Regions from separate parts of the Mus musculus genome. Here region 1 is linked to region 2. Evidence: chromatin loops called from intact Hi-C (ENCODE). Cell type or tissue: left cerebral cortex. All regions are shown on one strand. Each heading gives the region's core, and the rest is flanking DNA. Links, peaks and the distances in the headings are about the cores only.

Region 1 (10,941 bases), core at 2,024-10,023, 59 kb before region 2:
GGCTACAAAGTGAGTTTCAGGCCAGTTATGTACACATAGCAAACAAACAAACAAGCAAGAGAAATGTAATCTATGACGTTAAAACTGTCTTACTACTGTCATGATTTGTGAACAGTCAAGACATGAGGGCACAGAGCTTTTTAGTGGGTAGTAAAATTGTATGCCTAGCTTTGAAGTCACAATCTGAGGAAAAAAATATTTCAATTCACTTTTTATGTCTTTATGTGTGTTTAGTGCTAGAGAGTATTTTTTGAAAAGAGAAAAATATACAAATGGGCAATTTTCAAAAAGTTGTAATTGACACTCTGTAACATGTACACATGCATTTGAAAATGCTGTATACATAATTTTTGTCAATTAAAAAAAAGTTGCTAGGTATAATGGCACAAACCTGTAACTCCACCACTTGGGAGGCAGAGGCAGAGGCAGAGGCAGAGGCAGGAGTTCAAGGCCATCCTCAGTTACAGATCAAGTTTGAGGCCAGTTAGAGTTACATGAAACCCTGTCTCAGAAAACCACAGTTGAGGACCAGGGCTGTGGCTCCATGGTAGATCTCTTACAGTGTATATACACAGTCCTGGGTTCAATCTCTAGTGATATAAAAAGATATATACAAACTAATGCTAACTAGACTGGGGGTGGTGGTGTCACATTTGTTAATAAACAGCATTAAATGTTTCTGAGAAACAAATAAGAAATTGTAATGTGTCCCATCTAGTCACTCTCAGTACACAAGTAAAAATCTTCAAAAAGCCAGTCGAATACAAGTCAGGTAAACACAGCCTGGTGGCACAGACCAGTACCACCAGCTACAATGGAGGCTGAAGCAAGAGGATCACATGTTCAAGGCCTGCCTGAGACATTGTAAGTTCACAGAGTAAAGAAGACTGTATCAAAACTTTAACTCCCTTGTCTAGTATGCCAGAGACTCTAGGTTCCAGCCTCAGCACTGCAAAAGAACTAAATAAATTAGTAAACATACGGAGTATTATTTCTACTTGAAACTGCAATCTCTTACTAAGCATAGTATAGAGAAGGGCTGGGGTTGTAGCTGTTGGCAGACTGCTGGCCTAGCACTACATAAACACAACATAATGATGTGCACCTCTAATTCCAGCCTAGGAGGTGGAAGCAGGATCACAAGCTGAGAGTCCTCCTCCGTTACACAGGGAGTTAGCGGCCAGTGCAGAGTACACAAGACCCTGCCTCAGAAAACAGGGCTGTCAGGTGTCTTAGCTAGGAAAAGTGCTTGCACCAAACGGATCCATCTGTGTCTAATGCCCAGGACTCCTGTGAAGGTCAAAGCAGAGAAGCCACTTGGGACAGTCACCCTGGGCCTACCACATGGAACTGCCACGTCTCTTGAACAAAGAAAGACACGAACTATCTTTTTAATAAAGAGTAGCAGAGAACAGGCTTAAGTACTTCAAAGTGATACAAAGCTGTAAATCCCAAAACTTAGTCACCTGGGTAGAAGAAGTACAGAAGTTCAAGGCCAGCCTGGGCTATACGAGACCTTGTTCTCATAAAAAAGAAAACAAGTAAGCAAACAAACAAAAACCCACTCAAACTATTAGAATCAAAATATATTTATTCCCTCTGAAGCTGTGGAAAATAGGGTGAGAGGTGTCATCAAGTAAAGGCAGTTGTCACACAACCCTGGTGAACACAGTACAAAAGCCATAGAATATGCAGCTCTATAGTTACAACACAGAAGTGAGCCCTAAAGTTAACTTACACACTGCTCCACACACCCTCTCACGCATGTGCACTAAATAAAAATTGGGCCAAAGCCGTATGATCCAAGTTGGCAAGCACTTGGACATCCACTTGTTTCTTATCGTTTTGTCAGCCCAGCTCAGGCTGCACTGCCTTCAGAGACTGTCTACAGACACAGCTTTCCTACCAGGCTTAGAGTTGAAGCCTGTGTCTCCTTACATTCTGGGTACCTAGCAGTGCCTTTCACATAGTAATGGAAACAGTCCAAGGATTTAAAGCTATCTGTGTTAACCCAGGTAACCAACTAGAACACCCATAACTGAGCTCATGAACTACATAATCTGACAGGTTTTTATTTACAAAGTTATTTCCTGATTTTCAAACTCTGAATCGCATACATTTTAAATATGTTGTTTACCAAAACATGTTAAGATTTTTTTTTTTTTTTTGTGGTACAAGATTTTGCTTCAACCTCCTGACAAGGGTGCTAGCAGCATAGACATGAACTTGAAGTGCTGTTTCTTGAACTTAAGTGCTGTCTTTTGACAGAGAAGTACAACTAGGATGGCAGTGAATTCCTAGGTTCAAAGGATCCTCCTGTCTTACTCTAAGAGTGGCTACAACTAATATTAGGTGACACCACACATGCTTCCTTTTATTTTCCTTTGGTGCTGAAAAATAAACTCAAAGCTTACGCTGCAGGTTAACCACGTACTGCAAGGCCAGGGATGCAGCTTGGCTGTAAAGTGCTTACCCAGCATGTATGAAGCTCTGGGTTCAAGTCCAACACTACATAAACCAGACATGGTGCTACGTGCCTGTTAGCTGGGAAGTTGAAGGAAGAAAACCTCAAGGTCACTCTTGGTCACAAAAACTTCAAGACCAGCCAGAAACCTATGACCCTGTCTCAAAAATAACAAGCAGAACAACACATGTGTTCCACAACTGAGCTATAGTCCTAGCCAGAGACAGTTTAAAAAAAAAACCTAGAAAACAGAAAATGACTGGGTTTGGTGTAAGACAGAAAACTAGATACTGTTGACAGTATCAACTGTTGACCACACAGAGTGACTTGGTGCTAGTACCTAAGAAATGTTTGCTAACATGGCAAGAACATTTCAAAATGAGGTGAAAAAGAGGCCTTGGAATTCTCCCCAGTCAAGTCATATAGCAACAGGAATTTCACTGTTGTGGAGACCCGCCACTCCACTAACACCTACCTGAAAAGGTGGGTGTTATTCACCAACCCTTCTGCTCCTAAGGGGCAGGAGTTGGTCAGTCAGTCCCTGTACTTGCTCAGGACCCAGCAGAAACAGATACACCAAGGGTCTGGGCCCTTTCTGGTCTCCCACCAGCTGCAGGACCCCCAGCTCTACAGCTCCAATAGGTCAGACAACTACAGAGCTTGGATCAATTTTGGCCTCCACCAGTTCTTGATGGGCCTCACCAGCTAAAAATGGCTTTTACATTTTTAAATGGTGGTGGTGGCAAGATTTCAAGGAACCATATTTCATGACACATGAAAATTTTATGAAATTCAAATATCAGGGTCCATAAAAAAAGTTTTAAGTGGAACACAGCCATAACCACTTGATTAGCTGGCTTTCCTATGACAACTGTGGTAGTGACAGATATAGTTGGCTAAGCCTATGTTTTCTGCTTGGCCCTCTACTTTAGAGAAAGTACGCTAAGCCTGGCCTAGAGCCTTCTCTGTGCCCTTGGCTGCACTGGTGTTTCTCAGAGTAGTCCAGTGCTTGATCTTGACAGGTGTTCATCTTGGGGCTGTGTGGTCCAAAGTCACATCATCTGTATACTACAGAGCAATTGGTTAGAGTTGGGAGAAGACAAAGTAACAAGTTACTTGTACACATGAGGCTGGAAAGCAAGACCTAGGCAAGAACATTACAGGCTGTACAGCTCTGCCCAGAATTAGACTCCAACATCCAGTTCTGGGTCAGACTCCCGAGGAAAACAACTGCAGAGAATGTGGAGGATAGATGATTAAAAGAGCTAAAAAACCAGACCACTAAAAAGTGTTGTGCTAGGAGAGGCTCAGGAGGGAAGCAGATACAGGAAGACTGGATACATGGGGGGGGGGGGGGGTGGGGGGTTGGGGGAGGGCTGAAAGTGTGAAGCCAGTCTCTCCTGTGCAGTGAGATCAGACCAGCCAGGAATGGGCACCATGATCCTGTGTCAAAAGCAAAGATGAAGTAAACAGGATTAGCTGGCCCAAAGAGAAAGGTAAGCAGAAAATCTGGGATTGTCAAATCCCTCCTGATGAAAATAATTACTGCCTGAAATAATATACTGCAAAATATTGACAAATCTCATGAACAGATGTGATTACTGAAACTTTTGACTTAGGCCAAAACCTAGACTCTTAAACTTTCTAACCCTGTTCAAGGTCTGAGAGCACACCCCTGTTGTCACAGTTTGGGGAGGCACAGGCAGGCAGGACTCTTGAGTTCCAGGCCAGCCAGGGCTACTTAGTGAGACAGTGTCAAAATAAAGAAAGAAAATAGTAAATTTAATTAATGTATTATGTAAATATAAAATCACCTGTCAAACATTGCTCAATACCTTCAACACATCCATTTAGGAAACATCTGGCATTAAATTGCCAAGAAAGGTGTTGGAAAGTTTCAAGATGTCAAGTAATTAAAAGGTACCCTTTCCAAGACTAAAGAGGGAATGATGATGAGCTTAGATCACACAATATTTTATTGAAGGATGCTATACCTACCTAAGCCATTTTAATTACTCAAACACACCATCTGAGGGTACTTTTTCCAGGCTACTGCTCATTAAGACTATTCCGTCTGCTTCTTTAAGGCGATTGCTATTCTGTTATTTTAATCTGGTTCCTGAGTTGGAGCCTGAACTTCATGCTCACTTTCACTTTGTCTTGAAGGTGGTCAATACACCAACTGATGCCATCTAAAATTAACCTCACCATCTCCAAATGGAATTTGACTACAACCTTAATGAAGACTTTTTTCAAGTGCGGTGATAAGGAACACACTCCCATTAAGCTTATAAAACGGTTTAGCAGGTGAGTTCCCAAATATTTCTTTTCATCTGACTGAGGCTAAATTAAGTACCCTGCTATTTATTTCAAAGTGACCAACACATTAACAGTTAGTAATCAAAAATGCCCCATGCTCTTCCCTATCATTAGGTTTTTTTTTTTAAATAAAAACTCTCCAAACATAAAATGATCAGAGTCAATCACAATCTTGCCTTTAGAAATGCAAATTCCGAAACTTTCACTAAATGTATGTTAATTGATCTGAGTTTGTCACCTTAGAAAAGCCAAGGTCTGTACTTCCCTAAGAATGCCCTTCCCTCGGCGATAAACTGCCTCCTCAAACTTTCTTCACTTCCAAAACACCTATACAGGATTTGGAAAATCTTAGGGACTCAATTATTTTCAGGTCACTTATACAATCTTCCATTAACCGTACCGAAATAAACTTTTCACTAAGTCGGTGACTACTTTTAAAGGTAAAACCTGCTGTAGTGAAACAAAGAGAACATAGCCCCCTCCCCCCTTCCTAAACCATATGGTAGTAAATTCAAGTTAACTTATTTTTTCGCCAGTTCATCGCCCATCCATCGGCCTGAAAACACTTGTGCCTTTGTGCCGTGGGGCTGGGACGCGAGTGGTCTGATTCTTAACCACAGAACCCCAGCGTGTTTCCACAGGGCACCGCGGAAGTCCAAACGCCCCCCGACTGGAAGCCTGCTTCGGTGGGCAGCGCACGCGGGTGAGGGCCCGGGACCGGCCGGGAGCAAGTTCCGCTCCGGCGAGGTGACGGAGCAGGGAGTTTGCTCACCGCGGCCGGGCTGGATCCGCCCCGGGAACTTGGCTTACCCGAGCCCAGGGACGCGCAGAGGCCTACCGCGAGGCCGGGCGAGCTCCAGTCACAGAGGGCTGCCCGAGCCCGAGCCGCGGCGTCTTCCCGCCCGCACGGCCGCGGCCCTCAGGCGGGGCCGTCGCTCGCCCGCGGTCTCCCAGAGACCGGACGCGCCCGCGGGGCCCGGACCCCGCTCCCCCTTGTCGCGGCCGCACGCCCGAGACCCGGCTCGGCCACGGCGCCCGGCTCTTCCGGGAGCCGCCGCAGCTAGGCCGCGCCGGGGCCCCGCGGTTCCCCCGGGCGGGCCGGCCGGGCCTCGGCGTCCGGTATGTGTCCCGAGGGCCAGGCTCCCGCCGGTAACGGGCCCCGCCGCTTCCCCTCCCCCTCTCCCGCCCCATGACAGTGCAAAGCCTCCGGCCGCCCGGCCGCCCCGCCTCCGGCTCCAGGCCCAGCTCAGGGCCGCGGCCGCAAGCCACGGTTGCGGCCGCCGCTCCCGCTCGCTCTTCGGGCCGCGGTGGCCTCGGGTTCCCCAGCCCCGCGACTCGGGCCCGGCCCGCGTCCCCGCCGGTGCCCCGCTGCCCTCGGCGGCGCCCGGACTTCGGGCGGGGTAGGCCGAGGCCCAAGCGGTGGGGGCGGGGGCTCGGCTCTCACCTTCATGTCGGGACATCCTAGTTCAGACGCTGGCGGCGCGGCCCCTCCCGGGCTCCCGGCTGCAGTGTGCCCCCACCGCGGGCTCCCGGCGCTGCCCGCGCCCGGCCGGCCGACTCCCACTCGACTCCCGGGCTCGGCCGCGGGGGCGGGGTGGGCAGGGGAGCGCTCCCGCGGCGGCGGCGGCGGCGGCGGCGGGGAGGCGGCGCGGGGCGGGAATGGGGCCGGGCCTGGCCGGGGCTGAGCTCCTCCAGGAGGCGGGTCCGACGCGGCCGCGGCTCCGCCGGCGCCCGCCGTGACTCGGTCACTCTCGGGCCCCCGCCGGCTCCCGGCAGCGGCGCGGCGTCCGCAAATCCCGCTCGTCCCCTCCCCCGGCCCGCCCCCCGCCCGTCCGTCTCCCGGCTCCGGCCGCCGCCTCCTCCTCCTCCTCTTCCTCCTCTTCCGCCTCCTTCCGCCCGCACGCCCGCCCCGCCTCTCGCCGCCCTGAGGCCCCGCGGCCGGCGGGCGACCGTGCTTGGCGGCGGTCCTGCCGCGGTCCCGCAGGCACCCGAGCCCAGCCGCGGCCCGCCACGCTGCGCGTGGGGAGGACGAGGACGCGAAACGCCCCCGACGTGGCTCCCCAGCGCCTGGGCGCGCGGCGGCCGGGCCATCGCAGACGTCCCGGGGACGTGTGTGTGTTTGTGTGCTGCTTTGAAAGCCGGGGACCCAGAAGGGAATGGCAGTCGGGCCTCCGGGGCTCGCGGGTCCCCAGACCCAGGGGGAGGCCGAGGCCTAGCGAGCCGGCTCGGCCGCCCGCTCGAATGCGCTGCGGGAAAAACTTGGTGGGCTTCGGGGGTACTTTGCTTCCGGCTGTGTGTGCAGGTCTTTCCCTCCACCCAGGCTCCTTACAGGCTACTTTCTCTTCAGGCATTGCTAACTCGACAAACACTTGAGACTACCCCTGACCACGTGTCAGTGGTGGCGTGGCGCAGGTAGAACAGATCGCGCCCTGGAGTTAAGACGTGTTCAGCCCTGGGATTCTGGTTCTGATATGCTCGGTGTAACCTTGAACAAGTGACTTAACCTTGCTGAGCCTTCGCTCTAAATTGGTTCGCTTTGGGTGGTTAATTTTGCCTTGGTAGTCTCGAGATTGGACAAAGTTCCCAGCTAAGTTTACTGAAACTAGGGTCCAAGGTACTGCTTGCTTTGGCGATTTTCCTAATTTGCCCACCCTCCACCGACTGTGGGACCTGGACAAAGCGTTGGTTGCCTTAGCTTCTGTGACTTTCAAAAAGGGCAAGCATATCAATAGATGCAGGAGAGATACAGTACCAAGATTCGACGTGTAGAGTAGCAAAGGAAGGACCCTATTTGTTACAATATTTTATTGAATATGATTTAAGATATGTCTGGTTTTGAAAATACTAAAAGGCTTAATCCGAGAGACTACATAGTAGGTCATCCCTGTCTACCCAAGAAACTAGCTGTAATTAAATTGGGGGTGGTTTTGAGGCATGACCTCAGATAGCCCGAGGCAGTCCTTGAATTGCTCAAGTAGCTGATTCTGACCTTCCCATCTCCCAGGGGCTGGAACGAAAGGCATCTTCCACCACACCCCCACCTAATTTGGGTTTAAATGAGGACTAGATAACAAATATTTCTGTTTCGGGTGTGGAATTCCGCACACTACAGACCGGCCTGAGGAAGACTATGCCTAGTAGGGCTTACAAAGGGAGAGCAGGGTTTGTAGTTAGCCTGATCGACATCCTGGTTAGTGGGTCCTTTCTGACAACCCTACACATTTTATTATTGGCAAGTGATCCTGGGTGTAAGCCAGTTCCCTGAACTTGAGCTGTGAAAGTCAGGCTAGCAGCTCTTAACGCATACACAGGTGGTGAATAATGGTTTTTTATAAATTTGTATCAAAGTTTGTAAGCAGTTCTGTAAAAATGCTGGAGCATTTAGAGTAGCCAACAAAAGCAACACTTCCAGAAAGGAATACCAGTAAGTATGGAAAAAACTGGGTGAAAATAGAAAGGAGACTATTGAGGAGGAAGAAGGGGCTGGAGCTGTGAGGTGAAGTGTGCCCCAAGTCCCAAGTCTACGGAAAAGTCACTCAGGGTTGTGTACAGGCATGATGCTAGGGGAAGAAACATTAAAAACAAGTCTTACTGTATTGAAGGGTTAGCTAGTTTTTTTTTTTTTTTCACCTGCCTCTGCCTCCCAAGTGCTGGGTTTAAAGGCCTGTGTTACCACTGCCCGGTAGGGTTAGCTAGTCTTGTTCATGGGAGGAAACATAGCTTGGTCTGACCTCCAAGGGACTACCATGTTTTTTTGACAGTGATTTCATTGTTAGTATCCCAGCTTAGCCGTGAATCTCCAGCTCTTCCTGCCCTAGATCTCCTTCCCATGCCTCCTTGGTTTCCCCCATGTCCAGTTGAAAGTCACAGGTATCTTTACCAAACTTACTGTGTTCCATAGATGGCCCAGTTCTAGTCCTTAAAACAACAGTCAGATAAATCCTAATGAGATTTAAATACCATCAGTAGATCAGCAGACAATAGCTGCACCTTTTTGTGTTTTTCTGTACTTCTTTAAGGTTTTAAGATTAGGGGGAAATGAGCCAGGCGTAGTGGCACACATCCTTTAGTTCCAGCACATGGGATGCAGAGGCAGGCATAGCTCCCAGCCTGGTCTCCATGGAGTGTTCCAGGACAGTCAGCAGAGCTACACTGGGAGACCCTGCCTCAAAAAGACAAAAAAAAAAAAAAAAAAAAAAAAAGATTAGGGCAAGTGTCCAAGAGAAGGGCCAGAGAGATGGCTCAGCGGTTAAGAGCACTGACTGCTCTTCCGAACCCTGAGTTCAATTCCCAGCAACCACATGGTGGCTCACAACCACCCGTAACAAGATCTGGCGCCCTCTTCTGGAGTGTCTGAAGACAGCTACAGTGTACTTACATATAATAATAAATAAATCTTAAAAAAAAAAAAGAGTCCTGTCAGTCCTGTTAAAGCATGAAATAAGTCACCTGGACACAAATGACGTGAGCAATCCTATGCAGCAGAGTGAGGCTTGGGGAGCTAGATAGTCTACTGAGGACTTTTGAGATCATATTCTCTACTGTACTTGTAATCTTGACATTGCTGGGTATGCTTGTCAGAGTTCTGAACTATGAACCTGTCCTTAAGCAAGAAAATCAATAGTGTCTGGGCTCAGTGGCTCAAGCTGTAATCCCAACACTCAAAAGACAGAGTCAACCTGATTTACATAAGAGATTTTTACCTCAAACAAAAGTATGACTAGAGGTAACTCAGCAGTTGAGCGCACAGAAGTCAGATGGCCTACAAACACCTATAACTTCAGTTCCATGGGTTCCAATGCTCTCTTCTGACCTCTGCAGGCACCCTTGTATGTGAGGCACACACACGTAAATAAAACTCAGGTGTCTGGGTTTGGTTTGTTAAAGAAAAACAAGTTCCAAGCCAGCCATCTCATAAGGAAAAAGTACTTTGAAAAAAAAAAAAGCAAGGTGGTGGCACACACCTTTAATCCCAGCAGGGCCATCTCACTCAGAGTTCAAGGCCCTGGTGTTCCAGGACAGCCAGGTCTACACAGAGAAACCCTGTCTCCAAAAACAAAAGACAAGCAAGAGCCAGGCATAGTGATACATGCCTGTTCTGGCATTTAGGAGTCAGGACAAAGCCAGCTAAGCTGCACTGGTACAAACAAAGAAGCACCAAAAGGTCTGGGGAGATGGCTCCATGGCTAAGAGCACCCAAGAGCAACTCACAGCACCCAGGTCTGGCTCTTCACAAAAGGTCTGGGGAGATGGCTCCATGGCTAAGAGCACCCAAGAGCAACTCACAGCACCCAGGTCTGGTTCTTCACAAAAGGTCTGGGGAGATGGCTCCATGGCTAAGAGCACCCAAGAGCAACTCACAGCACCCAGGTCTGGCTCTTCACAAATGCCTCCAACTCCCGTTCCGGGCACCTGTCACCCACCCTCTTCTGGCTCCAGAAGCACCAAAACACCTGTGGCATACGCACATAAATTGAAAGTTAAAAAACCAGGTGAGTTCCTGCGAGCTGTAGGTAGGGCTGCTGTTAACAGCCTGACGTGCTTTCCGCCATCCCGACTTTCTGCTGTGGCCCTTTGTCTCCGTGTCCCATGTTGATTCCTGCCTCTGGGCCCTGCACCTGCTCTCCATTCTGTTTATTGGGAGTTGAGATAATTCAAGCCCCAGTTTAAGTCCATATTCCTTGTACCTTACTTAGTAAGCTTTTCCTGTCTGCTCAGTTTGTGCTTGTTAAAGCTAGGTGTGTGATGTTTTTCATCTTTTTTGGTAGATTGAGGGGGGCAGGAACCACAGGCCCTCCTTCCTTCACCAGGATGTACTAGTGATAAGCGAATGGATTAGTCATTTGGAGCCAAGATGAAGTGGGATCATAATCAAAGGCAAGACATTGTGGGAGGTAGTGAGGCTGAGAGGGCAGGACAGCTCCATTCAGGAGCTTCTTGTTTGTTGTGTGTTTGGGTTTTTTTGTTTGTTTGGTTGGTTGGTTGGTTTTTCGAGACAGGGTTTCTCTGTGTAGCCCTGGCTGTCCTGGAACTCACTTTGTAGACCAGGCTGGCCTCGAACTCAGAAATCCACCTGCCTCTGCCTCCCAAGTGCTGGGATTAAAGGTGTGCCCCACCACACCCAGCTTTGTTGTGTTTTCTTAACACAGAAAAGGGTG
Region 2 (10,941 bases), core at 1,696-9,695:
CCTTGGGCTAGCTTGGTAGTTAGGAAGCTGAGGGAGCAGGAAATGCGGCCATAAACCTTCAAAGCCTAGCTTTCAGTGATGCACTTCCTCCAAAAGTTTCCATAAACTTCTCAAACAGTGCAGCCAGCTGGGGATCCAGTGCCCAAATCTATGAGCCTAAAGGGGTGCTTCTCACACTCAAACCTCCTCAGGGTACCGGTTATCTCTTGCTTTCCCTGTGAAGGTGTCTTGCTCCATGATTTGCCTTGCTCAGTGTGATTGGATGGAAGTTAAGTCTGAGAAGAGAGGGGAACACCATTGAGTGACTCTATGTAATTGTTGCCATTGGCTGTAACCTCCCAGATAGGGCCTGCTTGTTCAGCCTGCTTCTCAGAACCAAAAGGGTGTGCAGATGAGAAACCACTGAGTAGCAATGGATAGTAATATGAACAAAGGTATGTCTTTTTGTCGTTGTAAGTCATTGAGGTTTTGGGGGCTGAAAGAAAAAGTAAGGCTCGGGACCCCCAAGGCCAAGTTCTCAGCACAAAGGAGACTTATTTGCCCCCAGAAGGACAGAGGGCAGGCATAAGGGGCAAAGCCAGAAGATAGAGGAAGAGGGAGAAGGGAAAGGGATCAAGGGAGAGGAGAGAAAAGGGAGAGAGGTGAGAGGTGTTTGTCTGGGAGAGAGTGGAGGAGGACAAAGGATTGCATCTGGATAGAGAGGAGACAGATGTGACACACAGAAAAAAATGGCAGTTTATTTAGTTAGGATGAGGTGTTTAATTTTAACTGGGCATGTTAATTAGGTGTGCTTTCCATAGCTTTGATAGCTAGATCTTGGTAGTGAGCCTCAGGAGGAGGGAGTAGCCAAATAAAGGAATAGACATTGGGGTCTAGCTTCAGGAAAGTAATCTTAATTTTTTTTTTTTTTTTTTTTTTTTAGCATGTCGAGAGGAGCTGGGGAGAAGGTGAAGGCTTGCCATGGTCAAGCTGGCCCAAGCCATTCCAGGGACTATCTTTCGTTTCTATTGCTGTGATAAAACACCATGACCAAAGGCAAGGTGGAGAAGGAAGGGTTTATTTCAACTTACAACTCTTGGTTGACTCCATCACTGAGAGGATTTGAGGCATAAACTCAAGGAACAAACCTGGAGGTAGCAACTGAAGACATGGGCTGGAGAAGACTGCTCTTACTGGTTTGTTCCTCATGGTTTGTCCAGGCTGCTTTCTCATACAACTCAGGACCACCCCGCAGTGGGCCAGAGGTGCACCACCCGTCTGTAACTCCAGCTTCAGGGGATAATCTGATACCTCTTTTTGGCTCCAAGAACAGCAGGCATATACACATAAATGCAGGCAAAACATTCATACGTGTAAAATAATTAAATCATATATATGTGTGCATATATATATATATATATATATATATGTATATTTTTTAAAGTGCTCAGTGGGTGAAGTGCTTGTTGCACAAGCATGAACACTTGAGTTTGATTTCTCAAGCTGGGTGTGGCAGCACGTGTCTGTAACTCCAGTGCTTGGGGGTTGGGGGCAGGCAGAGCCCGCGGGCCAGCATGTTGGGGGCAGGCAGAGCCCGCGGGCCAGCATGTTTAGCCAGGCTGGGGAGATGAATCAGTGGGCAAAAGAGCTTTCACACAATCCTGATGACTTGAGTTAGGAGCTCTAGAATCCATACAGAAAGGCTGGATGTAATAGTACAAGCATCCATGCTATCTATGTGCAGGCACAGTAGTGGTGCTGGTGATGACGGTTTGGTGATGGGGTAGGTACCGCTGTTGGTGTTGGTTGCTATTTGTGTGTTCCACATCTCCCCGGCTCTCTCACATACATCTCAGATCACTTTGTTTTGACCCCACATCTATAGTGGCCTCCAAATGACTACAGGATACAGCACGCCCACCTTCCTTCCTGGACTCCTTTTGAGGTTGCTTCTGTTTTCATTCAGTGACTGCTCCCTTACTTCGCTGAATACATTCTGGTGTCAACAGGAGGAGGAGCCTTCCGTTGAACAAGCCCCACTCAGTGGTCTCACTTCTTGTCTTCAATCAAATGCTTCCTCTTTCACCAAGGCAGCCACCCTCACAGCTAACTTCTTTGTCTGCTTTCCCACAGGAGGACGGCTTTGTGTCTCTAGCGTTTTTTTTTTCATGGAGCGTTTTGCAGTTAGTGGCACAAAACTGTACACTCAGTACAGTGTTAGGGACTTTTGGGCACTCAGAAGGGCTGTGTTAAGCTCACCAAATACATGGCCTCTAAATTTTGCAGAAATAAGCATCCCACTGTGTGTGTGTGTGCGTGTGCGCACGCACACACACTTGTGTGTGCATGCATATGTTTTGAGACAGGGTCTCAAGTAGCCCAGGAGATCTTGAATCCACTGGATAGCTGAAGATGACCTCAAACTCTAAATCCTCTAAACATCATCTCCCAAGTGCTGAGATTACAGGCATGCACCTCCACACCTGGCTTCCTAATTTATGCATGGTTCTTCCTATAATTTGGATCTTGAGATGATCCTCAAGGGCCTATGTGATGAAGGCTGGTTCCTCAGGAGGCACTGTTGAGAGGTGGTGGGACCTTTAAGAGCTGGGGCCAAGTGGAAGGTGTACTGTGGGACCCCTACCCCTTCCTCTTCCTCTTTTGCTTCCTGGCCACGTCTTCCGGTGCTTTGCTTTGCTTTGCATCTCCACTCTGTACTGCCTGACCCCAGATCCAAAGCAGGGTCAGTAGACTACACACTGGAACTGCTAAGACAAAAGAAATCGTGTCTATTTCCATCTCACAGGTGTTTCTTCTAGAGACAATGCTGCCTAACGTAGCCGCCACTTAGTTACTGGGCAGCCTTCCCTCATTACCTTCATTGTCAATCAACAGTATTTCCTTCCTACCCTGAACTGGGCCCAGGGAGGGAAATGATGTTTGGCTTCTTCAAACCATGATGAGGTTCATCATGCTCAGGCCCTGTCAATTAAAGCGTCAAGCCCGTGGGGGAAGGGAAGCCCGTGGGGGAAGGGAAGCATGGGAGCTGCTTGGCTTTAGCATGACCTGAGAGGAGGCCAGTGAAGATTCAGTAGGCTTTTCTCTCTTCTTTCTTGTAAACTAATGAGCTTATGAGGCCCACTTACAGGAGCATTAGCTAGAGACTTCTTACTCAAGCATTGGGACTTAATTCAGCCCCATCCTACCCTGGGTCACTACAAAAGCTACATCTGTGGGAATCACTAACAGCAGAGAAAAAGAGCCCTTCCCTATTCAGAGGTGATGGAGGCCTCCAGGTACCAGCTGGAGTTGATCTGTTATGTAAACCAGGCATTGGCTCCCCAACCTGTCTGTCCGCTGATCTGCCCTGACTGCCGGTCTCACTACTAGGTTTTAAATTTCTTGTGACCAGGAGGATACAGCTCATTTGAACTAACTGCCCTCATCTATTTATCCAGTCCCTTGGGGGTAAGGCAAAAATGTGGGGCAAACCCTATCCAATTGTTTCCCTCCCTCCCCTCCTACAGGAAAAGGCTACCCCTGTAATCATAAGCCTGCTTCAGTGCCCAATACCCTTGGGCTCCTCCTCCATTAGCCCCACTGTGCTGGTCCCACCCCTTCCCTGTGGGTCATGAAAGGGTGTGACCTCCTTCAGTTCTGCCGCCACAACGCACGCACCCGCTGCTCTCTTCCACCCTCAGAGGATCTGTCTGGGAGGCAGCTCAGCCTATGCTCCCTCTATAATGGCTAACGCATTCGCATAAGGTTCAGAGACAAAAAACTAGGCTGATCTCCGTGGCTGCAGTTCTGAAGATGTTCCGCAAGTTGTGATATAATGCGGTTTTATCTGGCCTTTGTTTTTATTTCACCTCATTCTGTTAACACCCAATAGAAAACCTCGTGTGTTTGTGTCTGAGGGATGGACCCCGACCTCGCCCAATTTCCCACATTCCTGAATGATTCTTTGCATCCTTTCCTCTCAGACTTTAACAAATCACTGCTTCTGGTGTGCGTGAAAGGTTAAGAGGGCAGAAGAAAAGGTAGGATTTGAAGAGCCGATCAAAAGCAAAGCTTAATCTTTTGGACAGCATTTTTCAAAATGGGGTTAAAATTGACATGGATCGCATTAAGGGCGAAGCAACTGAGAACCCAGGAAACCGCATGTCGAGAAGCACGTAAAACAAAAATAAAAACGATACATCCTCCTCACCCATTCTACCACGTCCCCTCCTCTCTCCCTGCGGCACAACTCACTCCCAGACCGCTCTGCCCACGCATACTCAACTAAAAAATTCAGACCACGCCAACCATGCCACGAGGTGTTTTTATTTTCATCAATCATACAAATAATTTTCTATAATATCCCAGGGCAAACCGGTGAAATTTGGCAGTCCGATTAGTGGAGGGGTCCCCTTCAGAGACCCGCGGGCCGGTGGCATCGGCTCGGAGTGCCCGGGTTTCACAGTGCAGCTTGTGGCTCGCGTCCATCTTGCAGGTGGCTCTTCCTCCACATCACGAGGGGGTCTTGGAGATGATGGGGCGGGGTGGGGTGGGGTGGGGAAATCTTCCTAGGCTTTTAGGAGATTTCACTCCTCTTTTCCTGTTCAATGGCTGCGAAGGGAGGGATGTGGTCATTGGAGCTACCTTACAGCCCCCCATACCCAACCCACAAACCTGGTGTGGGTGAGGCACCCACGAGGCCTGCGGACAGAGAAGGGGTTTGGAAGAGACAAAGTGCTTTGTGTGACTGGAAGGGTGGCTGTGGCCTTAGATTCGGGGTGGGAAGATAGTGGCCGGATGGGGGTGGGGGTGCCGGGCTGGCACAGCAGGGAAGGGAGGAGCGCTGGGGTGGGAACCCGGGGCACACTTACTCTCTTTGGTCGGCAGGGTGTTCTTCTCCTGCGTCTCGGTTTTCTTCAGCTTGGCCTTATCGAAGCTGGCGATTTCCCCCATGTCCGGCTTGTCTGCCATTTTCTTACAACTCTGATGGGCGAAACAAGGTGATAATGGGTGGCCAGGGGCTTGGGGGTGACCAGCGCGTCCTGGATCCCGCGCCTTCCGCGAACGCCTCTCAACGTGGCATTCCCAGTCCTGGGCGTTCCCGCAGCCCGGAGGCCGAGGATCCTAGACTCGTCCACCACACCCTCCCTCCGAAGCCCCAGGGCGTGGCCTGCTAGCCCCAGAAGATTCCAAACCGCCGGGTCGCCTGTTGCAACCGAAGGGGAACGCGCCCGCCAGCCATAAACTGGCCCGACCCCACCCAGGGTAGGCCCCAAGGCCGGCGCTGTGCCTTACCGTGGATTCTCCTTCCGAGCTCGCGCTCCAGGTGCTCCCACTCTCGTTGCTGCAGCAAGAGACAAAAGAGCGGCGCCCGCCCCTCGTCTTATATACACCGCGCCCCGCCCCGCCTCTCGCCCGCCGCAACGAGGGCGTGGCCAGCCCGCGCGGAGGGCGTGGCCAGCGCGCGCGGGGGCTGGGGGGCGCTCAGCATCTCCAGGCTGCCTGGGGCTCCGCCCTTCTCGGCCCGCGTTCCTAACCCGTTGCGATCCCGCGTGGAGGGTGGCAGGCACCAGCTCCCGGTGGTCTCTTTTCTTGATATATCTCCTTTTCCTAGTACCCAGGAGCCTGCTGCTCACCCCGCGGGAAGGGCGTGGGGGGGGGGGCAGCGGGGAAGGACTTGGGGTTTTGTTGAATGTATGTGTGGTGTAGGGTTGTGGGTGTGCGGGCGAGCACGCGCGCTCTGCTGCAGCCCTGCTCGCGGGAGACACCCCACCCGCGTCGCCTCAAGTCTCTTGCGTTTGCTCTCCAGAGTCTCCTTCTTTCTATTTTCTTGTGGTTGGTGCTTCTTAAAACAAGCTGTTTTCAGGCATTGTCTAAGGGCGGAGGTGGGAGCTAGGACTCCCGGGAGGGCTCCGCTGTTCCTTTTCTCAGTGGCCTTTTAGAAACACTGTACTGGAGGGTGCGGTTTTTCTCCTTCAGTTAACCTTCAATGTGGTTTTTAGAAGGAAAAAGAGGGGAAAAAGCTCCTGTGCCTGCAAACCTTGCTTTTTCTTGTTAACCCATTCCAGGAGTGGGATACTGCACTCCTGAAAAAGTTACCTCTTCAGCTCCTACAACCCCCATGGACAGTGAGTTCTATTATATCACCCAGGGCTGAAACGCCATCCATCCCCACTCCCATCCCTTTTCCTGTGTTGAATATAGAGCATATTCTACTGATAGAAGAAAAAGAGGAGAAACATTTCCTGAACGGCAAACTTCATGGTTCAGATAGACAGACAAAGAGCAAAATATCTTTGCTTGAAGTAATAACAGTTTAGTGGGGGTGGGGGTTGTAGAGAGTTGTCTCATCCACGTGGGGCTCACCCACACGGTGGCTTACAAGCATCTGTAGCTCTAGTTTTAGGAGACTTGGCATCCTCTTCTGGCCTGCTTGGGCACCAGGTATGAGTTTGGTGTGCATAAAACACTCATGCACATAAAATAAAAATAAATCTTTTAAAGAAAGTTGTTTCTTATGTAACACAATCCTGTGATTTCTGTACTAGTCTCCTTTTTAAAAAATTATTTTCTTTAGAAAGGGCGTCACCTGTTTATGTAGCCATATGTTTATGGATCTCAGTATGTAGATCAGCCTGGATTTGAACTCATAGAGATTGGCCTGTTTCTTGAATGTTAGGCCTAAAAGCCTGTGTTATCATGCCTGGCTTTGTGCTTTTTATTGCATAGTGACTGGTATTCAGGCCCCCTTTCTCTTGTTATTCTGGACCCCTCCATCTTCTATATCCAGGCAGTGGACCAGGAAAGAAAGGAGGATGAAAAGTCACACTAGAATTTAGCCTCAGATTCAGAAGTCGCTTCCATCACTTCTGTCTTCATTTCCTTGGCCTAGAATGTAGTCACATGCTCTTACCCAAAGTCCAGGAAATCTGGGAAACCGAAAGCAGGGCTGGGCAGATTGAAACAGTCTCTACTTGTTGAAGGATCTGCTAAGCTTGAACATAAAACTATCCAGACATCCAGAGATAGTATCTCTGGATTCCGTGCTGGATGCAATGCTAACCTTAAGTTAGGTTTGGACTTCCTGGGCTTCACCTTGAAGTCAGTGCATAAATGTCCAATTGTACAAGGTTGCATCCAAGGTGAACTCCAATCCCTTTTCTCTTTATTGAGGGAAGAAATCTGATTCTTCTAGGTGTAGGCATAGAGAAGAGATGCAGGATTCCCAACAAAGGATCATCAAGTCGACTTGCAGGCATTCCCTGTACTTGCTAAGTTCAGCTCAGCGGCTCCTTTCCAGAAAGAAAACACCATCAAAGGTGCTTAACAGCTGTGGCCGGTCTGGAGATATAACTGAGTTGATAGATGCTTGCCTAACATACTTGAGGCCCTTGGCTTCGTCCTCAGCATCACATACACTGAGCCAGAAACCTATAATCTTAGTTAGTGGGAGTTAGAGACAGAAGAATCAGGAGTTTAAGGCCAGCCTGAGCTACACAGTGAATTAGAGGCAAGTATGGGCTACCTGAGACCCTGTCTCAAACACTAACCAAACATAGATGAGAAAAAAACAGGTCAAAGCTAGCGGCCTCATTCAATCTAACAGGCAAGGACTTTGAAATACCCACAAGTACCTCAACCATTCTCCCACCAGTTTTTACCTCTAGGTTGGCCTTAGTGACTTTCTTCTAGTAAATGTGGCAGAGATGAACTTTTATGACTTCAGAAGCCAGGCCATAAAAGACCACATGACTGTGAGCCACTGTCCCAGAGCTTGGTGCCCCCGGGCTCTGAGAGAATCCAACATCTGGAAGGAAAGGCTGCACGTCTGCATTCCACAGAGTGCAGTGGAGACAAGCTGGCCCTGTCTAAACTGAACTTAGGAGCGAGACACACATGGCGGCTACTTGAAGTTATTACGTTTCTGAAAGTTTTGTTACAGAGCAACAAAGAAGTGGAACAGCAGAAAGCAGGAAAAAGTTAGAACCTAGGGGTGCCAGAGTTGTCCTCTGTGTCTTCCATGACACTCACACACATTTAAATCAGTATTTGCTGGGTGTATATGGAGTGTGTGGAATGTGGAGGGCAATAGTGAGACACTCGGAGTAGAGAAAGGATCCAAGCAATAGGCCTTCCGCCTGGTGTCCACTAACTGCTGGTGGTGCCACGATCGGTGACACCATTCCTGTCTGCTGCTTGGAGCAGACTATCTTATTCACTGATGGCTTCCGGTAAGCTGCCCGACTCATAAACAATCACATTTCCACTTCTGTTGAGAAGGATGAATGACAGGGAGCTGGAGAATGAATAAGTAAGGACTTCACAGGGCCTTACTTACGGTGGCTTGTAGGGAGGTGGGGGATGGGCAAGGGGACAGGGTGATGGGAGGGGCCTTTTCAGACTTGTCCGGGCTGACATTTTGTTTTATTAACTTTTATTACTTTGAGGCAGGATCTCACAATCTCAGGCTGGCCACGAACTTGGTATGTAGCTGAAGGATGGCCTGAAGCTTCTTGCTTTTGCCTCAGTAGTGCGGGGATCGCAGCATGAGACACTGCACCTCTTTGTTTGGTATTGAACCCAGGGCTTTGTACATGGCAGGCAAGTGCCCGACTGAGCTACAGCTCATAGCTTCAGTATGACATTCTCCATTTATCGGAAACTGGAGTGTGATGGTATGGACCGAATGGTAATTCCAGAAAGCCTCGGAGCTGAGGGACAGCTGCTGAGGCTTCTTGGCTAATTATTAACCCTGCTCAGGGAAGGGTTCCGTGATGGACGTGGTGGCTATGATTCATGAGTCCAGATCATGCCCCTGTCCCTCGCCTTTTTTTTTTTTTTTTTTTTTTACTCAGGGTCTCACGTAACCCAGGCTGGTATTAGCCAAGAAAGACTTTGAACTTCTGATCCTTTTGCCTTTCTCTCCCAAGTACTGGATAGCAGACAAATGCCTGCACGCCTGGTTTATGTGGTGCTAGGAATCGAACCCAGGACCTTCTGCAGGCCAGATGAGAACTTAATCAATGGACCTACAGCCCCAGCCTCTAGATTACTTTTGACTCAAGAAAATCATTCACTCCTGCTTCAGGGCTTTTGACTGTGCTCTGCTGTCATTAAGGAAACTGCTCACATGTCCCTCTCCTCAGAGGACCTCAGCTACCCTTATATAGTGGCAGCAACCATGCCATTCACTTAATCGTGTTTCCTTTTGTCTTCATAGACCCTTCCTCTAACCAGAGCGTAACCAAACATGCTATACTTTCATTTTCTTAAAAGAAAAAAAAAATCTCTCAACAGGAAATGAGAGACCTCATCTCTCTTCTTTGCTGCCACTTCCGCAGTCTGCATTCTTTTGAACAAATGCTCAGATTTCCCAGTCAGAACGGAATGAGTTATTACGGGGAGTGGTAATGAGTTCTCTGACTGGAGGTATATTCACTGAGGAGTGAGCAGCTGCCTGGGCTATTACAGACGCTTAGACATGCTATCTGTATAGCAGGTCCACATGCTATACGCTGTGCCAGAGCATGCTCACAAGGAGTCAACACATCTGTCTTTCTGCTACCTCTAGAGCTGCTGTGACATTTGTGGAAAACCCCTTTGTGGGATTAGCTTTGCCATTCTGTGTGAAGTCAGACAAAAGAAGTACAGGAAACACAGCAGGGTGCTACCTGTGTGTGGTTAGTGTTAACTGTCCTCGATTTGACAGAATCTAGAATCACCTAGAGCTGGGCCTTCGGGCATGTTTACGAAAAATTATCCTGATAATGTTAATGAAGGTGGGAATGAAGGCTGGCCACAGTGCAAAGCGCTGTTCCTTGACTGGGATCTTGTTCTGGAGAAGGGGGGCAGGGCTCAATAGCAGCACACACTCCTGCCCTCAGCCACTGCTTTCGAAGAGTTATTTATGTGCCCCTATGTGAGTTTCTGTGCTCCACATGTGTGCATGTCTCCTCAGAGGTTAGAAGAGAGTGTTGGGTCTCCTGGTGCTAGAGTTACAAGTGCTTACAGTCTGCTTGGTGCCTGTGCTGGGAGCCCAACTTAGTCCTCTGCACACACAACCACTGAAGCATCTCTGCAGGCCTCCTGATGTTTCTTTTTAAAATATTAGATTTTATGAGTATGTGTGTGTGTGTGTGTGTGTGTGTGTGTGTGTGTGTGTGTGTGCTTGAGCACATGAATGCAGGCCTATGGAGGTCAGAAGGTAACCTGTGAACTTGTGGGAGTTGGGTCTCTCCTTTTACTATGTGGCTCTCAGAAACTGAGCTCAGGTTTTCTGGTTTGGTGCCAGGTGCCTTTACCCATTGAGCCATCTCCCTGGCCAAATATGAACTTATGTTATATGTTCTTTGGTTTTTGAAACAGGGGCCTGCTATGTAGCCAAGGCTAGCCTTGATGTTGCTGTGTGGTCCATGAGCTGCCCCTGCTTACTCAGTGCTGGTTTTTTCATGAGAATGCTGTTACACGGGTCAAGGACTTTCCTTTTAGAATCTCAAGAATATCCTCTAGTTACAGTCTTCTGTCTATGCAGAAGTGTGTATATAAATATATCACGGGGGCTGGTGAGATGGCTCAGCGGGAAAGAGCACCGACTGTTCCTCCGAAGGTCCTGAGTTCAAATCCCAGCAACCACATGGTGGCTCACAACCACCTGTAATGAGATCTGACACCCTCTTCTGGTGTGTCTGAAGACAACAACAGTGTACTTATTTATTTATTTATTTATTTTTTAAAAGATTTATTTATTTATTATATGTAAGTACACTGTAGCTGTCTTCAGACACACCAGAAGAGGGCATCAGATCTCTGTTACAGGTGGTTGTGAGCCACCATGTGGTTGCTGGGATTTGAACTTTGGACCTTTGGAAGAGCAGTCGGGTGCTCTTACCCCCTGAGCCATCTCACCAGCCCCAGTGTACTTATTTATAATAATAAATAAATCTTTAAAAAAATAAATCAGGT

Evidence for each region. A loop is a pair of places that touch in the nucleus more often than their neighbours do. Peaks named below come from ENCODE experiments on the same cell type or tissue, not always from the same donor. Only the 100,000 strongest peaks of a DNase experiment are listed, where the experiment ranks them.
Region 1: it touches region 2 in a loop (6-fold over the local background); 1 of 42 quality-filtered maps calls a loop at or near these places.

The regions. Positions count from the first base shown.
Region 1 is chr6:72,893,387-72,904,327 of GRCm38, forward strand. Kcmf1 (potassium channel modulatory factor 1) reads right to left here and starts at 6,593. Exons shown (of 7, transcript NM_019715.2): 1 at 6,228-6,593. The coding sequence starts at 6,243. In left cerebral cortex, for the core only: a CTCF peak has its summit at 9,120 (motif pointing left); DNase peaks (open chromatin) are centred at 5,598, 6,294, 6,600, 6,897 and 1 more place; H3K4me3 peaks cover 2,622 bases; H3K27ac peaks cover 2,089 bases.
Region 2 is chr6:72,953,063-72,964,003 of GRCm38, forward strand. It overlaps Tmsb10 (thymosin, beta 10), which reads right to left and starts at 5,421. Exons shown (of 3, transcript NM_025284.4): 1 at 5,275-5,421; 2 at 4,851-4,962; 3 at 4,285-4,590. The coding sequence starts at 4,950. The coding sequence ends at 4,556. In left cerebral cortex, for the core only: a CTCF peak has its summit at 4,908; DNase peaks (open chromatin) are centred at 1,961, 3,167, 3,668, 4,196 and 4 more places; H3K4me3 peaks cover 3,142 bases; H3K27ac peaks cover 2,978 bases.